Linked DNA regions of Mus musculus: region 1 is linked to region 2. The links are chromatin loops, found by intact Hi-C in ENCODE. Cell type or tissue: heart. All regions are shown on one strand. Each heading gives the region's core, and the rest is flanking DNA. Links, peaks and the distances in the headings are about the cores only.

The links. Hi-C counts contacts between places; a loop is a spot of excess contacts. Peaks named below come from ENCODE experiments on the same cell type or tissue, not always from the same donor. Only the 100,000 strongest peaks of a DNase experiment are listed, where the experiment ranks them.
Region 1: it touches region 2 in a loop (2.1-fold over the local background); 3 of 42 quality-filtered maps call a loop at or near these places.

Annotation. Positions count from the first base shown.
Region 1 is chr14:66,353,857-66,369,746 of GRCm38, reverse strand. It overlaps Stmn4 (stathmin-like 4), which reads right to left. Exons shown (of 6, transcript NM_019675.3): 2 at 15,302-15,393; 3 at 14,066-14,161; 4 at 12,830-13,038; 5 at 11,710-11,901; 6 at 8,067-8,672. The coding sequence starts at 15,314. The coding sequence ends at 8,613. Among named protein-coding and RNA genes, the nearest start is that of Stmn4, 18 kb to the right of the region's middle. In heart, for the core only: a CTCF peak has its summit at 10,902 (motif pointing left); a DNase peak (open chromatin) is centred at 9,226.
Region 2 is chr14:66,179,236-66,187,235 of GRCm38, reverse strand. All of the region lies in intron 5 of Ptk2b (PTK2 protein tyrosine kinase 2 beta), which reads left to right. It overlaps Gm52098 (a long non-coding RNA gene), which reads right to left. Exons shown (of 4, transcript XR_003951030.1): 2 at 4,195-4,242; 3 at 2,331-2,452. Among named protein-coding and RNA genes, the nearest start is that of Gm52098, 4.7 kb to the right of the region's middle. In heart, for the core only: a CTCF peak has its summit at 4,376 (motif pointing left); a DNase peak (open chromatin) is centred at 4,385.

The DNA of each region.
Region 1 (15,890 bases), core at 4,807-12,806, 180 kb before region 2:
TGAATAATATGCTTTTAAAAGTGTCCCACAGACTGTACAAGGACCCTCCGTTCTTATATTTTTTATGAACATCTTTAAAAGGCTCCTCTATTGCTAGGTATTTGTGAAAGTTGTGTGTTTGTAACATACTTAAACCATTGGTGAACAATTGTCCACTCTCTACATAAGAGCACTTCCATTTTTTGTTTGTTTTCCTAGACAGAGTTTCTCTGGCTTTCCTGACTGACCTGAAACTTGCTCTGAGTATCAGGCTGGTTTCAAACTCAGAGATCCACCAGCTTCTGCTTCCTGAGTGCTGGGGTTAAAGGTTACACCACTACCACTCGGCTATCAAAGCACTTCTTGTTTGTTTGTTTGTTTGTTTGTTTGTTTGGGTTGGGGGGATTGAGACGGGGTATCTCTGTATAGCCCTGGCTATCCTGGAACTCAGTTTGTAGACCAGGCTGGCCTCGAACTCAGAAATCCGCCTGCCTCTGCCTCCCGAGTGCTGGGATTAAAGGCGTGCGCCAGAACAGATCCTAGAAGCCAATTTCTGTGCTGCCAAATAACTTGCCAAAAAGGCCAGCCCCACTTGGATTCACATGAGGTGAAACTTGTGCATCTAATATTGGGCAACTCATAAAGGACATTTAATTGGGGCTGGCTTACAGGTTCAGAGGTTCAGTCCATTATCATCATGTCATCTTCATGGTGGGAAGCATGGCAGCATCCAGGCAGGCAAGGTACTAGAGAAGGAGCTGAGCACTCTACATCTTGATCCAAGTGCAAACAGGAGAACAGTGACTCTTACATGGCTAATAGAAAGGTCTCAAAACCCACCACCACCCCCAGTGACACACTTTCTCCAACAGGCCACACTATTAGTGCCACTCCCTGGGCCAAGCATATTCAAACCACCACAACATCCATATGCAATGACTAAAACTGGGAGCATTTGTGAATCTTTATAGACAAGTCATTATTGGAGGCACCTGGACAGTTCACTCGAAGGAAAACAATGAGGGATATTTCTGCATCTGGAGCTCTACCATAAGGAAGAGGAAGCAGACTTTGGGGTCATTCTTGAGAGCAACAGAACCCATTGCCAGCTTGGGTATCTATGAAGCACTTGTGCATCTGGCGCTATGCTAAGTCCTTATACATGACTCTTTAAATGTCCTCTGACTCCTTCAATGATCCACTTAGCACTTAAAAACGTATATTCAATCTCCATGTGATTATTATATATTTTCTAGAGTTTCTCTTAAGACTATTGCCAGTTGTATTTTGTAACAGTTTGATACCATTCCAGATATGATTTTGTTTCTTGTGTTTGTTAAGACTGGCTTTGTATTCTAAAATATTTCTATTATGCAGAAAGTCATGTAAGCTACTGAAAAGAATGTAGTTGTTAGATGGACTATTTATATGTGACTCATCTCTACTGAGTCCACAGTGTAAATTAACTCTGCAGTTTCTTTGTTGGGTTTTGTCTAAATGACCTATATATTGATAACAAAGAACTACTACAGTCACCTACTACTACATGTATGGGCCTCTCTGTCCCATGATTCTTTACTAGAGTTTACGTTTTGAGCATGGCTCCACTAACATTCATTATGCATGTATCCATAATTGCAATATCTACTTGGTGTATCATTCCCTTTGCTTGTGTGTAGAGATTTGTGTCTCTTCTGGTGACTTTTGAGGGGTCTGCTATGATGGAGATGAACTTACCTGTTCCTGCTGGTCTGGGAGTTCCACTCCTCTGTAACATGACTTTTCCATCCTTTCCTTTCAATCTGCATGTGCCTCTGCTGGGGAGGTGTGTTTCTTTTTTGTTGTTGTTATTGGGTTTTGTTTGGTTTTTAAATTTATTTATTTATTTATTTATTTATTTATTTATTTATTTATTCATGTATATGAGTGTTCTATTAGCATGTATGCCTGAACAACAGAAGAGGCATCAGACAGAAGAGGAAATCAAATCCCATTAGAAAAGATTCGAACTGTGAGGACTTCTGGAAGAGAAGCCAGTTCTCTTAAACCACTGAGCCATCTCTCCAACCTGTGAGGTGTGTTTCTTGCAGGCAGCTGATCATCCAGTCTGATGCTTCATGTAAAGAGTGAGATCATGGCTTCTAACTGGAGAAGACAGACCATTTACACTGAATGATATACTTGTTATGTATTTATTCCTTTCATTTTGTTATTTCTCTATCGTTCAATCCTTTCTTGGCTTTTATTTGCACATTTAATGAGCTCACATTGGGATTTGTCCTTTCCTGTGCTTTGGTAGCCATGTCTCTACCTCCTCTACTTAAGACTCCTTTGAAGTCATCACATAGAATGACTTACTATGACATCTTGGAAGGTGCTTATCCTTCAGATCACCTCCAGAACAACTTTGTTGCTTTTAGAAATCCAGACTTAGCAGTTATTTCCTTTCAGAGCCGACACTAAGTCCATCACCCCAGACTCTCCTGGCCTTCTTAGAGTTTCCATGATGAACTCTCTGCTGTTCTGATGGGGTTACCTTTATAAGTAAGTTGGCATTTCCCAGCTTACAATAACCTTCCTTCAATATTTACTGTTACCCTTTAACATGGCCACATTTGCTTAGGATTACAAATGTCTCCTATACCCATACCTTTCCTTAGATTTTAGAAATTTTCTGCTTTTATTTCACTGAATACATTTTCTACGCCTTTAGTGTTCACTTTAGCACCTTCTTCTGTTCCAAAAAAAAAAAAATGTCTCTTATTCATGTCCCAGGGGTCTTGCCTGCTCACTTCATTATTTTCTTAATTATTGTCTACATGCTCTTATTTATCAACCTTGCCTTTAAGCTCTGACCTCTCTCTCTCTGTTCTGTGATTCATCTAGTCTGTTTGGAGTGTTTTCCCACTGAATTTTTTTATAATTTGACTTACTGTGCTTTTCATTTTGAAGAATCCTGTTGGATTCCTTTTCCAGATCTCTCTCTCTCTCTCCTCTCTCTCTCTGCCTCTCTCTGTGTCTCTGTCTCTGTCTCTCTCTCTCTTTCTTTCTTGCAAAATTCTCATTCATATCCTATGCTGTCTTCCTTAATTCATTTTGGCTATTTTTTTTTGTATTTTACTGGAATTCATTAGTTTTGGTTAGTATCAGTCTTCTGAGGTGGGCGTGGAGATATACAACAGTAATCCGAGCACTCAGGGAGAGACCACTGCTTCTTACCAGATTATGAATTTGAAGCCAGTCTGAGCTGCACAGTAAAAACCTATTCTCATACATCCCTTGCATAGCAAGCATGGGGGCCTGAGTTCTACCCAAAGCTCTTTAAATAAAACAAAATAAATAAAAACATTCTTGAGTTCGTTCTATAACCCTTAACCCATTTCAGTGTCTTTGGAGTCAGTTGATGGAATTCTGAACTTTGGGAGGAGTTGTGCCCCCATGTTTTCATGTTTCCTCTATGTTCATGTTAGAAAATACATACAATAGATTCCTGGTGGGCTGGTATCTCTTCCACTTCTAAGCAAGAGCCATTTTAGATGCCAGCCATCTCTTAATGATGTGTGCTGGCATATCATGCTGTCATGTTGAATATGTCAGGTGCATTTGGACTCCATAGTGTGTCACTCCTGTGATGTCTTCACTAGGGAGGTCACTATGTTCCCTTACTCTGCACTGTGTTGGTGCTTGAGTTTCCTGCTGTCCCTGTAGATTTCACAAGAGCAGAGGCTTTTCTCCTAGATCAGGAAGATGTGCTGTAAGTGTGGGCTGTGCTCTGTCCTTAGTCCTCTAGACTTGTACATAATATACAGTACAAAGGGCCATGATCCCTCCTAAGTAGGGTATCTATTCCTTTTCATGTTTCTCTCTACTGTTGCTCTAGGAATTGTTAAGGTTGTGTCTTTTACTGACTATTGTAATGCTAAGCAAGGGGCCCCCAAGACCTGGAGTCTAGAGTAGGCCCTGTGACCCTGCCCCCAAGATAATTCTGATTGGTAAATAAAGATGCCAATGGACAATAACTGGGCAGAAGAGACATAGGTGGGGGTTTGTGGGCTTGACGGGAAGAGGAGGACCATGAGGAAAGAGAGTGCAGGAGGAGGAGGGAGAAGCACTAAGGGTTAAGAGTCAAGATAACCTGGCCCCGAGGGCTGCCTAATTAGAGCTAAGAGTCTCCCAGATGAAATAGAGTAATAACTTGGAGTTTTAGATAGTAAGTAGATTCTATCACCATGGAGGGTAGATATCTGTCCAGCTCTTGTTTGTTTAAAGGCTTATTGTAAATAGAAAGCTGTGAGTGTGTCATCTGGGAACTTAAATAACTAAGGCAGGGTAGAAACCTGGGGCCAGATTTCTACAACAATTACTACAAGGAGGGATGGATGTGCAAGAGTGTGTCTCCACCCCACTCCTTCCTGTGCCTACTGAAGCTGGTTTACTCCCTTAGGGTTTTTAATCTCCCATATCTTTGGATTCCAGTGTTCACTGAAGTTTAATGAGGGGAAGGCTGTGTACTGAGCAAGATATACTGATTCTTAGCTAAACTGTGGGAAAGCTGTTTCTATGTAAAATAATTTAGGCTTGGCATTAGATAATCATCAACAGGCTTCTAATTTATATTTGGGGGCTGAATGGGATGCCCCTTGGTGCTCATCCACCATTCAGGCTCCAGTCATCCAAAGAAAACGCTGTGCTCTCTGCTTGCTTAAAGCAAAATTGCTGCTTCAGGATTATAGAGTGCTTACCATTGAAAGTCACTAGCCGAGGACCTCAGAACCACATGTCTCTTATAAACTCATCCTCCATCCACTTCATCCCCTCCTGCCACATTTGATTTGTGGCCACTTTCACTGCAGGAAATGTTTACTGGTGGCCTAGACTCTGGAAGATGTTCCATGATATACACATCTGTCCTGTGTTCAGGTCTTCTGTCAAGGGCTAGGGATTGGTGAGGTCTCAAGTTGTCATGGAGATGAACTTCAACCTTCTGCATAACCCTGATCAGCTACCTCCAATCTTTGGCATTCACATTTGTGCAAGTGTGTGCAGGTGAAGGTGCATGTTGGAGCTCAGAGAGCAACACCAGACATCTTCCTCAGTTGCTCCCCACTTTTTTGAGACAGTCTCAAACTGAACCTCCACTTTACCAATTTGACTAGACTGGCCAGCCAATAAGCCTCAGGGATCTTCCCGTCTTCAAATCCCCAGCGCTGCACCATGCCTGGGTTTTACATGGGTGCTTGGAATCCAAACTCAGCTCCTCACGTTTATACATCCAGCAACTGAGCTGTCTCTCCAGGCTGTCAGCCACCTCAGATCTCCATCTTCTACAAGGAGCTTAAGGAAAAGGCTACACAAGTGGAGCTGTCATGTGACTGTTTTCTTCATCCTTAGCTCTCACTCACCTATCTGTAGGTCACCTTGATGTTCTTAATCCCAGTTTAGCCAAACACCCACTGCTAAGGACGCAAAGATTCCTAAACCTGGTCTTGTCTAATAGGTGAGATTAAGCAATGAAGTGTGTGTAACCAGAATACACAAAAGCAGAAGCTCTAGCAGAGTAGAGGACATAACATCCGAGCTGGGTTTAAAGGAACAGTTAGGAACCAAGCAAGGAAGGGAAGAACAACCCAAGCAAGGGACAAGCATATAGAAGGACAAGAGCATTGAGTGAAGGGCAACTGTCTGAGAATGGGAAGGGAACAGGGGAAGAGGAAGGGTTGAGAGAGCTCCTAGCCTTCAGTCCACAGAAGAGGTGAAGATGATGATGGAGTTAATTTCTGAAATGAGACCCTCAAGGCTATTCTCTTTTCTCTATTTATCAAGAAAAAAGCAAATCTGAAGTCACAGGCTTCATTCTACACTGGCCTCCACAGCAGCTTCCTGAAGCCCCCAAAGACTGCAGCCTAGACAGCCTGATCCTGTCTCTGAGCTCTTCCCAAAGCTGCAGCTTTCAAAGGGTTCTTGGTTGTCAACCTGAGGAAGAAATGTGTTCTGTGTGGTGCCCTGGAAATATGGCCACAAAATAAAAATTGATAATTTCCAGGAAAACATACTTTCATTACTAAAATTAATTTTGATGTGTTGTTTTCTGTTCTACTAGGAAGGATGGGAGGGAGAGAATAAGGGAAAGAAGGAAAAAACCATACCAAGAAAGCCAAAAGTAAAACACCAAAAATACTCTAACCGTGAGACATTAACTGCTTGAAACCCAACATAGTGATTTGTCATGGCCTCTGCCCTACTTAAAGCCTAACTCCCAAGACTCTAGGACCTCATCCAAACAGCCAGCCTTAGGAAAGACAAATGATGTTATAACAGCTACTGGTAATGAGAAAGCAAGCTGCCTTCCTTTTATCTGTTCAAATAGACCCTGCACAGATGGTCCAGGAAAGGCAGTCATGTAACTTAATTGCAAGAAAGGATCCCTTCCCTACATGGATTCCTTCCCTGTAACGATCCACTCCTACAAGGTCCCCTTCCCCATAGAGATCCCTTCACTATAAGAACGCCTTGCTATAATGAGTGATTCTTTCTCTGAGAATTTGCTCACTGTGCGTCTGTCTACAGTGTCTATTCTTTATTAAAACTTTTATTTATGTCAATTCTGGGCAGAAAATACTTTTCCTCTATGACTATGGCTTTTCATTTCCAGCACGACAGAAGGAAAAGAAAGAAAAAGAAGCTGAGTGGGACCACAGAGTTGGTCTCACCACCCAGTGAGTCACAACTCGGTCTGAGAAACCCTGACTGGGGATTTGTGGCTTAGTTTAGATGAGCCAGAAAGCTGTACTGTGCGGAGACTAAAAATATAGACTTTGGGAACAAGCTGCAAATTCAAGACCTCTTCTCCCACTTACTATGTGTGGGAATTTGGGCAATCTATTTATGCTTTCTATGCCTCAGTTTCTTGTTCTGGCTAATGGGATGACAGCAGCAGCTTTCTCCTACAGTTGGTACAAAGAATGAAGCCCCATTTGTGGGAAGTCTAGAAAATAGGCATCTAATAGGTACTGCCTAAAAGTATGAGCTGCCAGGAACATCACCACTACCATCTTTGCCACCATCACCATCAGCATCATCACATCATTGTCACCACCACTATCATCATCATCACCGTCACCTTCACCATCACTGCCACCTTTGTTCTTCCAGCTATTCTACCCTAAACTGACGCTCACTTATAGCAGCACTGCCAAGAGAATATTAAGGCAACCGTAAAGAGTTTGTATACAAAGCTAAACAAAAACACATTAAGGCAAGTTGTGGAGATGCCCTGGGATCTGGCTCATAAAGACTCCACCTCACTCCTGCTTGCAGAAGAGAGTCAGAAGGGCTGTCCTCTGAAGCCCTGGCCTAGAGTCCTAGAGAGCATGGCCCTTCTGCTTTCTTCTAACAAATGAAATTTCCTCACTGGAGTTCTGTGATCTGTCTAGACTCCAAGCCCTTGGTGAGGGTTTCTGCTATATCTGAATGGCGCTGTTCCCTCAAAAGTCATATATTAGACTTCATCCCCCATAATACCAGGTGGTGGAGCATTTAGGAGGTGATTGGGTCAGAGGTCTCTCCCCTCACAGATGGGGCAAATAATAAACCAGGCCTATGGACCCCTGTCATACTTTTACCACAAGAGGACACAGCAAGAAGGTACTGTGTGTTTTCTTAACAGAAAGCAGACATCTTGATCTTAGCCTTCCCACCTTGGGAACTGTAAGCAGTAGATCCCTGTCATTCATACATTACCCTGCCTAAGGTATTTTGTTATAGCAGCTACACAGGCTAAGAATGTCCTTCTTATAATGAATCCTTGGGACTGTACTAGGATGTGAGTCTACAGATAGGAAAGACAGCATCTCTTTTCTCATCAGCTCGGTGGCCTCCAGCCACCAAGGGACAGCCCACAAAAGGAGTTTAAAAGGAGAAAGAGAGGCAAAGCTCTCATCATTCCAGTGTCTAGCATGAACCAGCACACCGGATACCTAGATGGAAACATTAAAAGGTACCTGCCATCCGATAGGTGGGAAGCCAAACTTTTAAAACACTCTACCCATCTGCAAAGAGCCAATATGGGAAATAAAAACACTGGAGACTGGAAGTAAATGTTTCATTGGTCATGATGATCAAAAGATGACAATGAACAGACGCACACAGACCTTATCCCACCCGCTGCAGGGCAGGTCTCACTCCATCCAGACGGGCTTGTCCTGCTGGCCCTGCAGCCACCACCCCGCCAGGACTCTGCCCTTCACTCTGAACTTCTACCCCAGTTCTCATCTTCTCTCCACTCGGAACCTGGAGGCCGGATGTCCAGGCAGAGCCATGAAAAGCGGGGGCCTTGGCCCAAGTCTGCAGTCAGTGGACAGTGTCACAATGTCCTTGGGCTCATCTTCACCTCCCTCTTCCACACGCTCACTGTCCCCTCTCCCACCCCATCATTGTTCCCCAGAAACAAATAGGATGGCTTCACTGGTCAATCTTTTACATGTACAAACACCAAAAGCAGAGGAAACGCCCCTTGGCCACCCCCCTCCCCCCGAACCCCAGTGCTGGGAGAGCAGCCAGCAGCCGAGGCTGCTGGAACCAGGTTGCTACGGGAGCTGTCCGGCTGTCCTGGAAACTTCCTTGGCCTCTGGGCTTTACCTGGAGGCCTCTTCCTTCAGCTCCTTGTTTTTCCGCACCTCCTCTGCGTGCTTGTCCTGGGGAGGAAGGGAGGGACAAAGGCGGGTCACACAAGGCTGCCAGGGGAGGACAAAGGGCAAGAGAATGGAACGCAAAAGATGGTCACCACGGGCAGAGCAGAGCTGTCAGCGAAGGTATCCTAAGGGGAGGAAGGAGGCGAGTAAGACGCGGGACACAGGTGTGTAAGGCACAGAGTGCACGAACTGGTGAGTCCCCACGTCCTGCAGGGGACCCACCTCACAGTGACCCCAAGATACCCTAGGCCCTCTCTATCTCTACTGGTCATTCTGGTGCTCAAAATGGTCACTTGACTAAACATAAGGGGCTGCTTAGGACAGCCAGCTTAGAAGGAACGGGAAAAGAATGAGTCCGTTGCCAGCATCCCTGACACACCACAGATGTGTTGTTTCTCTCCCATCTCTCTAGCGTCGTCTTAAATCTCTGACTGAAGGAGGAGGACCCTTGAGTTACATACTGACAGAGAACTGTTGGGAAATAGTGCTTGACTCCAGACAGTGGGCTCCCTTACATGTGTTGGAAGACAACCTTCATTTGCTTTGTAGCATATTTCAGCCAAAAGACTAGATCTTCCTTCCCACCCCCAGCCAGCTGTGTGACCTTAACTGACTGTCTTATCTAACTGGGACTCAACTTCTTGGACCTTTCCAGAGGGACTAGAATGGGCAGCTGGCTCAGCTCTGAAACTGTGTGACAAGTGTCCACTCATGGGACCATGCCACACCTGCCTCCATGTGATTCCAGATCACTAAATAAATATCTGTGTCCTTGTAGGCTGGGAGCATATATGTGTTTTTCTTCTTTATGTTTCCCAGTCCCTATTGTGAGAAACAAAAGGTACCCAATGATCCCCCTCCCAGATTCCAGTGTTGTCACAACGAGTTGACAGATTAACCTGGAATAGAGCCACTGAGGCCACCCAGGTTCCTAAGATACACCCTCACCCACAGTTAGTCTTTCCAGGAGCCCTTAGAAATTCCGACAGGCTAAAAGCAAGGAGCAGTATGTCTGGTTCTCAAACTATGGTATCTATCACATGACCTGGAGTCCACACAGAGTCAGACCTTACCCCTAGAAAGTCAGGCAGTAAGTCTGGAATGGGGTTTTTAGGCCTAGGAATTCTGGTCATGACCTACAACACAAGAGCTAGCATGGACAACATTGTTGATGTTGAAGGTATCCCAGGTCTGGGGACAGAGGTGTGAGGGAGAGAGGAAAACATATACCTAGCTCTCAATCTTGCCTCCTGCCTCCTGCCTCCTGCCTCCTGCCTCCTGCCTCCTGCCTCCTGCTTCCTCCAGTGAGTAATTATGAGTGGAGATCAGGTCTCAGAGGAAAACTGTCCTCTCAGATATCTGATCTGGCATCTTGATTCTTAGCTTCTACCTGATGTACACAGCTGACATTCCACACACAACCTTGCCACTCTACCTCTGCCTCCATCTCTGGTTTCAAGTGAGTTGGCTATGCAGAGCCCTGGGTTTCTGGCCTCTGGCCTCTGGTCTCCAGAAATCCCTTGATGAGAAAAAGCTAGTGAGAAAATACTGGGATGTTGCCTCTGAGCCAGGCAAGAAAGCAGTCACTTGGACAAGAGGCCAGGGCCAGCTTCACTGTTCGTATACCATGGAGATCTCTGTGAATCATTTGACCTCTGGAATGGTTTCCTTGTCTGAACTAAGAATGTTTGCCTTGTAAACTTTCGATAACCATGTTATGATAAAAATGAAAGTGTTTTATAAACAAATGTTCAAGTGCTCCAATACAGTCTAGCTTTGTGATATGTTTTAACCTGGGTCTATAAGCCCATAACCTCTCCCATCCAAACTGTGGTTTCCTCAAGAATTTGCCTTGGGGTTGGGGATGTGGTTCTGTTAGCAGCTGCCTACCTTGCATGCACAAAGCCCTGGGTTTAAGCCCCACACCTGCATAGAACCTACATAGAACAGGCTGGGCAGGCTACAATCCCTGCACTTGGAGGTGAAGGCAAAATGATAAGAATTTCAAGGCTATCCTCGGCTACATAGCCAATTCGAGGCCAGCCTGGAATACATGAGACCCAGTATTAAAAAGTAAAGGCAATCTTAAATTTTCCTACAATATCTCTCATTAACTGGAGAAGCCCAAGGTCATGCTCGGATTGTGACCCTCCTCTAAGGCACTCAGTGGAGAAAGAAGCCATGCTGTCCTTCGTGGAATTGAACATCAGAGCATGGGGCTGCCACCTACTGGCCAGCCTGTGCAGCTCACATGCCTGGATGAAGCCAGATCTTTCTGGTAACTGTTGCCAAGGGCCTGAGGTTCTAGGTGGGTAGGCGGGAAGGAATAAGGACCACGCTGCTCACCATGGGACGAGGCCACCGATCGGTCCCGGGAGTCACCGCGCAGCAGGCGGCTCCTGGAAATAAAACACAGAGCTAAAGCTTCCCAGGAGCTGCAGGAGAAACTGAGGCAGCCTGGGACTCAGGGAATGAGGCCAGCATGTCTTCCAAAGAATGACACGGAAGACCAACCTCAGTCTCTCACACCGCTCATAGGCAGGTGACATTTGAGTTATTGACAAAGGCAGACTATTGAGGAAAACCTACTACTCTCTGCCCTTATGAGGAGTTCTGGGGAGAATTCTGTATCCTGCTGTTCTGGCAACCAAGCTTGTAAACCTGGCTCAGAGTCATGTTCAAGTTAGCATCTTTCATTAACCCAAATCTGCCCATTCAACGATAAGCCAGAAGTGTGTAGACATGTGCCTTTCCTGAGATACTTGCACTGGACAGGTTTTCTCTAGAAAAGAAGGCTGTGAGCTGGCTCCTGAGACAGTGAGTAATTTCTGTTGTAAAACCCTAGAAGATCCCCAGAGGCCACCCCAGAGTGTGATGTGAGCTTCCTGCCTATGACTTCCCAAATCATCCCCTTAGAACAATGAGGACCCTGCCTGGGAGAAGCATTTCCATTCCTGCAGAGGCTACTTCCACCAGAGTGGTGTGTAGGTCACACGTTCTTGCCACGGAAGGAGCCTCCTGCCAATCCAGCATGGATTACCTTCTCTTGCAGCCGCTCCAACATGGCAGCCAGATGGGCCTCCCGGTTCTCCTTATTGGACTCCATCTTCTGGGCCAGCTTCTCTTTTGCCATCTTGATGAAGTTATTGTTTTCTTCGATAGCTTTCTGGATCACCTCTCGCTCGTGCTCTCGTTTCTCCGCGAGGTGTTTCAGGAGTTCAGCTTCCTGGTACTAGGGCAACACAAGAAAGAGGAAGACCCTTTAGGTTGAACTTCTACCATCACAGCTTAACAGTGCCACACTCGGATGAGATGCATCCCTGAACCTGGTCCTCTTTCACAGAAGCAGAGAGCTCAGACCACCTGCAAAGCTTTCCATCATCTTTGACTTTAGTGGCCCTTTCCTAAATAGCTTCTGGATCTCTTCTCTCATTTTCCTCATCCATTCTTCCGCTCATTCATTCACAAGTACTAAGTGATCTTATATGAACTTCAAGACCCTCACAACTCCAGACACCAGGAAAAGGAGAAAGTTAGCCTAGTAGAAGTAAACATGCATATTAATAAATAACAGAACTCAGATGTGTGTGTGATAAATGCCATGGATATAAAGGGAGGGACCACCCAATTAAATGGAGAAAGCTATTTTTTTTTCTTTTACCTTGAAAGATGAAGAAAGGCTCACATTAAAATGCATCTGAGCTGAGGAGCGAGAATCAATGGGGAAGAAGGAAGCTGCATACAAAGCCAGCTCTGAGAGGACTATGACACTTTAGCCATTAGCCAAACTATAAGCTCACCCAGTGTATACTCATAGTTTTGTCTCCTTCAGGTGGTGTCTTAGTCTGCACCAGTGGTTCTCAACATGTGGGGGTGCATATAAGATAGTTGCATACAATCCATAACAGTAGCAACATTATAATTATGAAGATATGAAGAGCAATGGGGTACAGTTATGGTGTGGGGGCGGTAATCATAACATGAGGAACTGTATTAAAGGGTTGCAGCACTAGGAAGACTGAGAATTCCTGGTCTATGCCCAGGGCTCGGGAGGTGCTCTCTAAATATCCTTCCCACTCCCATTGGGATGGGACAAAGAGTTATGGGGCTGCACGTCCTGCTCACGATGAGACGGGAGAAAGAGACATGCAGCTGCTAACCTTCCTTCGCTCCTCTGCTGCTTCTAGCTTCTTCTGAATCTCTTCTAATGATGGGTCTCGCCGTCTTGGGAGGGAGGCATTAAACTCAGGCACCCCGTCAAAGGAAGGTGGCTTCAAGATGACTTCAAAGGACTGGCCCGAGGTGCACTTGTTCAGCTCGATGACTTCCATATCAGAGATGACGCACCAGTTCAGGTCTACTGTATCTGCTGTGGAGGGCAGAGTTGGGGCTGCTCACCTTCTGAGGAGCAGCTGGGGCCCCAACAAGCATGCGAACATGCACACAGACACAGGGAAGCTGGGAGTCCCAAGGCACACCAATGACTAGGGGGCTGGTTGATCCTGAATATTGGATCCTAAGGTCAGTGACTTTGACAGAGTAAGGTTTGAGGATTCCCTAGGCAAGGATCCCAGGAGCTGTGATTTGTGATAACAGTCACAGCAACACCACCTGCTGTTGTTCCTTGCTGATGACAGACAACCAGTTCATTTCACCCACCCTCACCCCAGCCCCTCCTTGCCCTGTCCCTCTGATGGCCTGTGGACCTCACCCCTGGCTCCGGCCTACCCTGTTCTCTTCTTTCTCTCCAGTCAGCACTGCCTTTCCGCTGGCTTTGACCTTTCCTCCTACACTGTCTCCCACACCAGCCTAAATGGAAAAAACAGTCTCAGGTCATCCAAACACCCATCTCTCTTATTGACAGACCAAACCCATCCCTTCCTTGCAAAGAGAAATGAAGAGATGACCTATCTGTCCCCTGACCACTCCTCCTGAGAGCATGGCAATCCAGTACCCTCTGATAGGTCTTGAGACTCAGACAGCACCACTGTCACCATCCAGGCTGGAAGTGCTTGCCTGGGCCTTGGGCCTGTCTGGGAGCATCTCTATCTGTCCCTAGAAGCCCTGGTGAATACACCAAGTTTTCTTTTCTGTTCTGTGTCTCCATGAACAGAATCTCAGAACCTGTGTCTGGCTTATCCTGGCATCCTCTGCGGCGTCAAGGAATGTGCAAAAGGGACTCTAGGAGCGAGTGCTCCAGGATGACCCAATCCAGATCCCCAGTGGCTGCCTGGCATCCAGACCACATCCCCTGGGCTCAGACCCCTCGGGCTCTGGGAAAGAAGACACACTATGACTAGGACAGTTTTATGAGATAGGAGTCAATGGGGGGACACCCACAAACACAGGACACAGAAGCTTCCACCCTTTCCTATCCCAGCCGAGCCCCCACTTACCTTCATATTTGTAGGATGATTTATTCAGGGGATCAGACAAGAAGCAAGAGCAGAACAGAGACACTAGTGGGAGTTCCTTCATCTTCTCCTTATAGGCTACAAGAGAGTGCATCAGTGACGATGGGTCCATCAGTCCCAGAAAACAGCACTTCTGTGAGTCAGCTCAGACTTTCTGGCTCCCAAGCCTGGGCCACCTCACACTTGAAATTTGACATTCTCACTCACCCAAATGACTCTATCCTCTGTTACTACCAAATGCTAAATACTCTCAAGTAAAGATCCCAAGAGCAGCCCTGACCCTGTCCCTCCATCTCCTACTCCCACTCAAGGATAAACCAAGGCTTTGATACTAGCTTGTAGGAAATCTATACTTCATTCTTGTGAAAGTACTTGAAATTTCTGCCTAAGGGGTAAACATATTAATAGAGAGACTTCATTGCTACTCTCCTTAAAGTCCAGGCCCACTGTAGAAGGGGTCAGGGTGGAAGTCTCCTCAAATCTTCCCAGCATAGGCATCAAACCAGGGAGAAGCTGTCCACAGAGTAGAAATGTACTCTTGACATGATTGAGTCTTTCTGGAGGTCACAGGTCATCATGGGGGCCTCTGCAGCTCTATCCCCATTGCACCGTGTTTTATTTATAATATAAAAGACTCCCTCAGTACATAGCCCAGTGTTCATTTTCTCTTATAAACTTGAAGGCATAGTTCCAACACTATTACAAAGGCATTGTTTTAAAATTAAATAATACACATGGAGCAAATGAGAAAGAAGAATTCAATTGTGATCCCACCCACCACTCATAAATGACTTTGCCTCTTGGTTTCTCTACCCTTTCTTTCTGTGCATTTATACATGCACACATACCTAGAGAAAGAGGGCTGGAGAGCTGGTAAAATATTTGCCTGCAAACACAAGTTCTGAGGCTCAGCATTCACATGGAAAAGCCACTGAGGAGGCAGGAATAAGAAGATCCCTGGCACTAACAGGCCGGTCAGCCTTATCCACATGCTTCAATCCAATGAGAGACCCTTTCTTTTAAAAAGGAAGACAGAGGAATCCGGAGAAAGGACATCTGAGGTTGTCCTCTGATTTCTACATGCATTTGAACACACGTGTAGGCCATGCACATATGTGTGTGTGTCACACATACACATGCACCTTAGTATACACATGAAGAGGGGGGTGGGGATGGCTTCTGTTATGGTGTCCATCACTGACTGGTGCATGTACCTACCTGCAAGAGTCATGTTGGCTGGAATCTGGTGGCTGAATTGACCAAAAGTCACAGGGGAGTGTTTATCACCAGCTCAGAACTGGATCACAGCCCTAAGAAAGAGAGAATAGTTTACATTGACAGGCTCTTACTATAAAGATTGTCTTTTTAAGCACTGAAGGAATCTTGGGGATACGGCATCTGCTATGACCTATAGGCCCTCTCCTCTCCAACATTCACTTTCCCCTTCTCCTCCTCCACATCTACCCAGGCAGGTTCAGATCACACAATGATCCCTTTCACAATTTACTTGAGGCACTGGACATAGAAATATGAGTTTCCCCAACTTTATTTCTAAGGGGTGTTTATCTGTCCCCCTGGGCAGTGTAATAGCCTGGCTCAAGGTCAGGGTGAAGGTGAGAGGCAAGGCCTCAGTCAAATTAGTCTGGAAATGTTTATAAATTAAATAGCTGTCTAAACTTCTCCACCCCAGACCTCCCTCCAGCCAACTCTGACAGGAGGCCAGTAGGAAACCCACTTTGAGATACCCTTCTACTTCATCCTCTAGGAACCACCAGCTTGGCTCCTTGGATCCACTGAAAATGACCCT
Region 2 (8,000 bases), core at 1-8,000:
GCTTGTCCCAACCCCCCACCCACCCACCCATTGCCTGTTTCCACCCACCATTGCCTGTTCCTGCCCTCATTTCTAAGCTGCCTGTCTCTCTGACCCCCCCATCACTGCTGCTGTTACTCAGTGATTCAGAGATGTTTCTAGAACTCTAGCCTGGGTTTAGGAAACCACTCAAAGGTAGGGATCTCAGTCTGGGCTGCCCATGGCTGCATCCCAAGCTCCAAGAGGTACGTACTCAGTTTGTACCTAGGTTAGCACACCATCAAATCAGTTTGCAGTGTTTGGAGATGGCATGTATGCCGTTAATTATAATTAGAGACAGAATGGGTGTGTCTCAAACAGTCTTCTACTAGGAGAAGGTGACCAAAAGTAAAGTTGAACTGTTCCTGGAAGGAAGTGAAAGATTTCAGCTAGCAGATAGTGGGTGGAGTTAGGTTGGGGAACTGGGCATTCCAGACCAGGAAATGTGGGGCAAAAGCCATGGCTGGGAATGAGATAGTGGAAGCAATGACCATTTTGATGGCAGGCTGATGACATCATTAGAATGACATCGTTAGAGTGAGACAGGACAGTCTAAGAAGCCAGGCCTTACCCTTTGCTGTTGTATCCCATTGCCATTTGAGACAGAAGAGGACCCTGTGGCTAAACCTATGTGCTTAGCCTGGTCTTGACCAAGGCCACAATACCTTCAGTTTGATCAGCCACCCCCTGGTCAAACCTCCCTTCCCTGTTGTGCGGCCCCATCAGTGTAAAAGCAGCTTCAACATCTGAGCACACATTGTGGTTACCTGGGAGGTAGAAACACTAGCGTCCCAACCCCACCCTTGGTCCTGTGGTCTACAAGACCTTAGAAGATGAACTTTTAGCTAGCCTCTGAGGTGGTTTAGAGGCAGTTAGCCTGGTCAGAATTGCTGAAAGACTTTCAAGGAGTGTTGCCAAGTGTTACTTCTGTTTGGCCCAAAGTGTCATTCTGGGGGATTTTTGACTCTACCCATGACATCCATCCACATTGACTGAAAACGGAACTCTGCTGACTCTTCCATGGAACTGGGGGGTGGGGCTTAGAGAGAGGTTGTTGGGGTCCATGGTGGGGATTGTACAGCCGGAAGGTGAAGGTTCCATTTTGATTTGAGTATCTGAGATTGTTGGCTTGTTAAGGACACCTCATTTCCTTACAGTTAGTGGCAGCTGGTCCCACAAAAGCAAGGACCTAATAGTACCCAGTATAGGGTCTGCCATCTTGGGTGCTCATAGACAGTGTACCAGAGAACCTATGAAGTTTGTTATATGTGTCCTTGTCTGTCTTCTGTGTCTGCTGTAGTCATGAAGCTTGAACCAGATGTTACAGGCTTCCTCTCAGAAATGAGACAATGCTAAAAAGCAGATCTATTGAGCTTGATATTTGTGGAGCTCATGCTAGACTGTGGTGTTATTCTGAGACTCCAGTAAGCCACCTGGTCCAGATCTGCTGGCAAATGACTTCATATTCTTACACCCTTCAACCATCCTCAAACTGATATTGGTTACAGTCCAAGTACCAAGCTTGGCACTCAAGGGTTAGACAACCAGAGAAGTATCTGAACTGGCCTCTATAGTCACATTGAGTTAGACAATCAGAGAGGTGTCTGAACTGGTCTCTATAGTCTCATCAAGAGGGCATAGTGTGCTAGAGTCTGTTCCTTAATCACCTCAGGGTTGTCCCCAAACTCACACTGTTTCATGATCCAACATCCTGCCATTCTGGTGATATCCTGAGCCTGAGAAAGAATCAGGCTCTAACTCTGAGGGCCAGGGCTGTGGTATTCCAGTGGGTATGTGGAAAACACCTATGTAAACCTACTAGGCTTCTAGGCCCAGTGAGTTTCAAGTGGACAACGTAGAATTCACAGCTTACATGGTGATGGGGTGAGTGGACTTTTAAAATGAGGTTATTACTAATTCTTACCAAGAGTCAGACAGGTTTTTGAAAATCAGACCATAAGGCAGAATCTTCTAGACCTATGGTTCTTTACTTAAACTCATGGGCAATTGGCCTCCTTCTACCAACATCAAGGATTGCATAACCTGCCTACAGATAAATGACATCACCAGAAAAAAAATAACATATCCTTTCCTGGTTTAAAGAAGCACAATGTGCACATAAGACAGGAGACTGGTGATGTCAGACCTCAGGGGACTGGTGACATCAGACCTCAGGGGACTGGTGACATCAGACCTCAGGGGACTGGTGACATCAGACCTCAGGGGACTGGTGACATCAGACCTCAGGGGACTGGTTCCTGTTGAGAAGAATTGGGCTGACTGGGAAGAACAGAGGGTCTAAAGCGGGGTACCTGGACAGGAATGCTGAGTCTTCATTTGCTGTGCTGTTCTTGACAAGTTACATAGTCCCTCTGTGCCTTAATTTCTTTATCTTGAAAATAAGGATGATGTTAGCAGTAACCATCTTGGAGGGCTGTTGGGAAGAGTGAGTTAGTTAATATATTTAGAGTCCTGCGAACAATAACAAAGTGTCCTAGAATTAGTTCTTTATTCATTGATTCTATAAGGGGTCTGAGATCTGGACTATCCTGAAGAGAGGGAGAAAGACCAGGAGGAGGAGGTCACAGGCCCTGACAGGCAGCAAAGGGGTGACCAGAACGGAAGAAAGATGTTCAAGGGAGAGCAGGCAGTCTCCCTCTGTCCCTGTGCCAAGTGGGAGGGTGAGGGCCTTTTCATATCACTCTTAATTATATCTGTGGTACAGGATTTTGTGTGCTCGAGGCAAGCCCTCTAGCACTGAGGCAGACCCCCTTGGGCTCAGTTTACTCGTTTTTGTTTGTTTTGTTTTGTTTTGTTTTGTTTTTAGAGAAGTTTTAGGTTCACAGCAAAAGTTAGCAGAAGGCACAGAGGTTTCCCATGGATCCTGGGCCCAGCAAACACACACACACACACACACACACACACACACACACACACACACACACAGAGTTTCCCCTATTGTGAATATCCCTCAAGAGCAGTGAAGTTCTTATGGTGAATGAATATCCACAGATGCACCAGGATCACGCAAAGTCCACAGTTCACATCAAGGTTCACCTGAGTGTCACACATTCCACGAGTGTGGCCAAACGTCATGCAGAAGTTTCACTACTGTGAACATCTATTGTTTGTCTCGCCCTCCCCGGCCACCACCAACCTTTTTATTATTACGGTTTTGCCTTTCCCAGGGAATCACATAGTTGGGATGATAGCTAATTGATACTTATTTATTATTTATCGAAGGGTTCTTTATAGATGCCAAACACATCACTTTGTGTAAGCATTCTACTGTTGGGTCCAGGGTGGAAGCCAAGAAAATATACTTCAGATGTGGAAGCTTAAAAATGAAAGCTTTATTTTCTGAGTGCTCAGGAAGGTGGCCAGTTCAGGATCTGAACCGTAACCCTGAAGGGAGATTGTACAACATTTTTAAAGGATGGGAACACAAAGCAAGGGGGAGCTAGGAGCGATGCAGTGTTAGTTTGTGTCTTGCAATTGTATTTTGACATTATGGGTTAAGCAAGGGAGTACCCATGGAGACTGGGCCATATCCAGGGTACCTGGCTTCAAGGTCCTTAATTCATTCTCCTAGACATTGGGTCTGGAGCTCAGAGAGATGTGTGGAGAAAGGAGTAGGTCAGCCTCGTGCAGTTAATTAGGGCATAACAGGCAATTGATTATATGTTTTTACAACATAGGCACCTTGATTTAGATAACAGCAATTTCTGTATTCTTTACCAGTTAACAGAGCATTAAGAAAACATTTGGAGAAGTGGGATAGGTGTTCATTCCTAGGCCTGGGAACGTGAACTTGTTTGACCCTGTCAGCAGATGAAGAAGTTGTCCTTGAGAAACAGGTCAACTATAGGGAAGTCCCCAAGTCCTCTAGGGCCTGGGATCTTGAACTCAGTTTTTAAAAATGAAATGGTAGTACTTAGAGTAAGTTTCTTTTTCTTGTTCCCTATTGCACAGTAAACTATGAAGTGCATGGGCCATATGCTAGAGTTAGTCAGAAGGACCAAGTAACTTATCTTCTTTGACCAGATGGAACCAGGAATATTTCCCTTAGCCAGTGAGACAACAGAACTTTCTGGGCCAAAGAATCATAGTGAATGTGTTACCCAGGGCTTGTTCAGAAGTGACTGACAAGGCTAGGATTAGAGAAAGAATACTCACCTTGCTTTGCTTCAGAAAATCAGGAAGGAATTTGACCTTGTGGTTAACCTGTAAATGTTGGCAACAAGTTAACATTTTATTACTGCCAAGAGGATTTTGCATGTCTTTATTTTCCTTAGTTCTGGGGATTGGGTGTGGATCGGTTAGGAGTCTGCACCCGCCCATAGACTGCTGCCATCTAGTGTTTGCTTCTCAGAATTGCAGGCTCGGCCTGGAGAGAACCTATGGGTACTAGAGGCAGTCCAAACAACTGGCACCTCTTATGGTTCCCCTCTTCAGCCTGAGAAAAAAAGTCTATTTTAAAGTTTCGTTTTTGATTGACACATCTGCTTCTGTTGCTTTTGAAATATGAAATTGTTGTTAGCTTCCGTCATCACGCTGTGCGGCAGAGCATGGAGCTTAGGTCTCTTCTCACATTTAACATTATAAAAGTGGTTGGGTGTGGGAAGGTAAAGGCTCCCATATTTGGGCAACTTCTTTAAGGTGTGTAAGTCGGTGCTACCTGCCTAGCTTTATCTGCAGAGGGAACTTTAAAGCAGGTCTGGGGAAGCACGTCTTTAAGGAAATGATTGTTCGGCCCGAGAGTCTCTCCATCATTGAAGGCCTTTTCTGCCCCTCACTCACCTCACGCACATGCTAGACTGTGTGGTTGGTTCTGTCTACCCTGGTAAACAAAAACGTCAATGAATTGATGTCTTAGATGTTTTTGAATACTTTGAAATCTCAAAGCTCACCCCCAAAGGCTCACTTCATCCAACAAAGCCCTGCCTCCTCTTCCCAACAGCCCGCCAACTGGAATAGTCAAACATATGAGCCTATGGGGGGCCATTCCACCACATTCTACTCCCTGGTCCCCCACAAACTTGTGGGATCGTAATGCAAAATGCATCTAGTCTAACTGCAAAAGCCCTGGTAGTCTTTCAGTTTCAACACTGTTTAAAAGTCTAAAGTCTTCTGCTGAGACTCAAGGCAATCTCTTAAACTGTAACCATGTATGAAATTAAAAAAAAAAAAAGGCAGGCTGCATACTTCCAACATACAAGAGGACAGAATATACATTACAATTCAAAATGGGAGAAGAGAAGACACAGTGAGAAAAGACTGGGCCAGCGCAAGACTGAAAACTCACAGGGCAATCTCTGGGTCTTCTTGCTCCATGTCTAAAGTCAGAGGACTGAGATGGCGCCACCCCAGGGGTTCTCAACCTCCCTGATGCTGCAACCCTTTAATACAGTTCCTTATGTTGTGGGGACCCCCAACCATAACATTATTTTGTTGCTACTTCATAACTGTAATTTTGCTACAGCCATGAATATCTGGTATGCAGGGGATCTGATCTACAACCCCCAAGGGGGTCGCGACCCACAGGTTGAGAACCACTGCTCTATTCTTTTTCTGCTGACTGCACCATGCTTCTCCCTCTCGGGATGCTTCCACTCCCTGTATGTAGCTCTTCTTGGCAGGGTCTTATGGTTCCAGCACCTCCTTTGCGTTGGGATCGCCAGAGCAATCCAGGCTTAGCTTCACTCAGTAGCTTCATGTAGGGACTCCCTTGCCACACACCTGCCCTCAGGGGCTCTCCTCAACCATAGAGGAAGACTCCATGGTCCCTTTACTCATGTATCCATTCTGACTTGAAATCTAGGATCATGTGGATGACACTGCTATGTTTGACTGCCCATGTGGATAGAGCCTGGCCTGTTGAATCACATTTGCAAAAAAAAAAAAATTTCCTCTGTTATTGATTTATTACCAACCATGGGACAGAATCAATATTAGGCTGTCTTGGACTCTCCTCCACCAAGAAAACTATTCCAACACTTTTTAATTTAGCATCAGGCAGATTCTAAGGACAAGAGAAGTCAGCAGCCTCATATTTTGTTGTTGTTGTTGTTAAAATATCACAAGAATGATATAGAGCCGTGTGTCCAATAGTGATCTCCTCTGAAACCTCTTGAATGGCTCTTCCATGGTTCACATTGCTCTGAGCACTATTTTCTTCCAAGCCTGTGCTAGGATGGCCCATTAAGCCTTACTTAAAGGAGTCAACTGCTTTCCTAGCTAAAAGTTCCAAAGTCTTCCACATTCCTCCCCCAAAAACCAGCACGGTCAGGTGCATCATAACAGTACTGACTCCACTCTGGGTACCAACTTTTTTTTTTTCCTATTGCTGTGATAAAATGCCATGATCAAGACAATCTATAAAAGAAATCATTTAATTTGGGTCACAATTTCAAAGGGTTTATAGTTAAGTTAATGGTGGCAGAAGGAAGGAGCAGCTGACAGCTCACATTCTGATCCACTGGGAATGTTGAGAGTCTTCTGAAACCTCAAAGCCATCCCCCAACAAAGCCACACCTCCCAATCCTTCCCAAACAGGTCCACCAACTGGGGACCATTCTCATTCAAACCACCACACTTGGTAACTCACAAAGGACTAAATTCCCCTTTTTTTAGTTCTGTTCCAATATTTGTGCTGTTAAAACAAGGCCATTTGTGTAAGGGAAGCCAGTGTGTGCAGTTACCCAGGACATGTGTCATAGCTCACTCAGTCCTGGAGGGAATATGGACAACCACACTGACTAGAACAGTCCTGGGAAGGCTTGCTCTGAGGTTTTCTAGAAATGTCATAAGAAGCAGATAGCACTGGCTTGGGGGAACTTCTAAAGCTGCCATGACTGATCTTGGAGAACTTAACCACAGGGTGCTTTGGGTGGGTGATGAAGCACCCTAGACAGGCCCCTTAGAGCTCCTAGTTGAACCTGCTCCCGGAGCTATCATTCATCCTGTGATTTCACGTCTGCAGACCTGCCCTACAGAGGCTCATTCCTCTTTCCTGGCATCGCTATTTCCAAAACCCAGCAGAGAGAAGGGGCAGAAGGAAAGAGCCATGGCTCTGCGTTTTCCAAGTTCTCTCCTACTTAGGGACGTTTAGGGATGGGTAACTCCTTGTCAAGATGGGGCTTTCCTGGGTACACACTGTAGTGTACATCTCTAGATGCTGCTGTCAGCATGTGGAGCAACCAAAAGCACCTCCAGATGTAGATAAGGGTTTCAGGCTACAGGGGGATAGTGCCAAGTTGCCCCCATTTGAGGACACTTAGACCCATGCAAGGCACACTTGAAATGTGTTTAGGAAATAAAACACACAGCGTGACTGTAGATTTTCTTTTAGTTCAGTTTAGTTTTGAGACAGGGACCTTGTAACCCATGTTCACTCTATAGTTCAGGCTAGCCTTAGACTTTGACATTCCTGCCGCAGGCTGAGAGTCCAGGTAAAACCATATTCTTGGTTTCATCTCCTGGCTTCCGTTCATTTGATATGGTTTAAGACTTTCTACCCTTTTCTCTTGGCTTGGAAGTAGATAGAATAGAGGTATATTCCAATATCGTTAACTAGAATTTAATAATATCCCTCAAGTAGTCATGAACTGTCCCTACCACACTATCCTCAGTCGAATGTGTCCCTTTTTGATTGAATAAGAAAAAAAAAACTTTAATTTTTTTTTTTTTTTTTGCCTTACTCCATTCTATCCAGTGGTGTTTGAAACACATTCAATATGGAGGCTCCTGTCATGTTGTGTTCTCATTCTCATTCTTACTTTGTGTCACTTCTTTTCCTGTGTCAAACAGTGGAAACAAAACAAATGCAGACGATGGTCTGGTGTGTGTGTGTGTGTGTGTGTGTGTGTGTGTGTGTGTGTGTGTGTGTGTGAGGGGGGGATAAGGGAGAGGGAGAGAGAGGGGGGAACACGTGTCACAGTGTGTGAGGAGGTCAAAGTTCCTCAGGTTTGGTGGCAAGCACC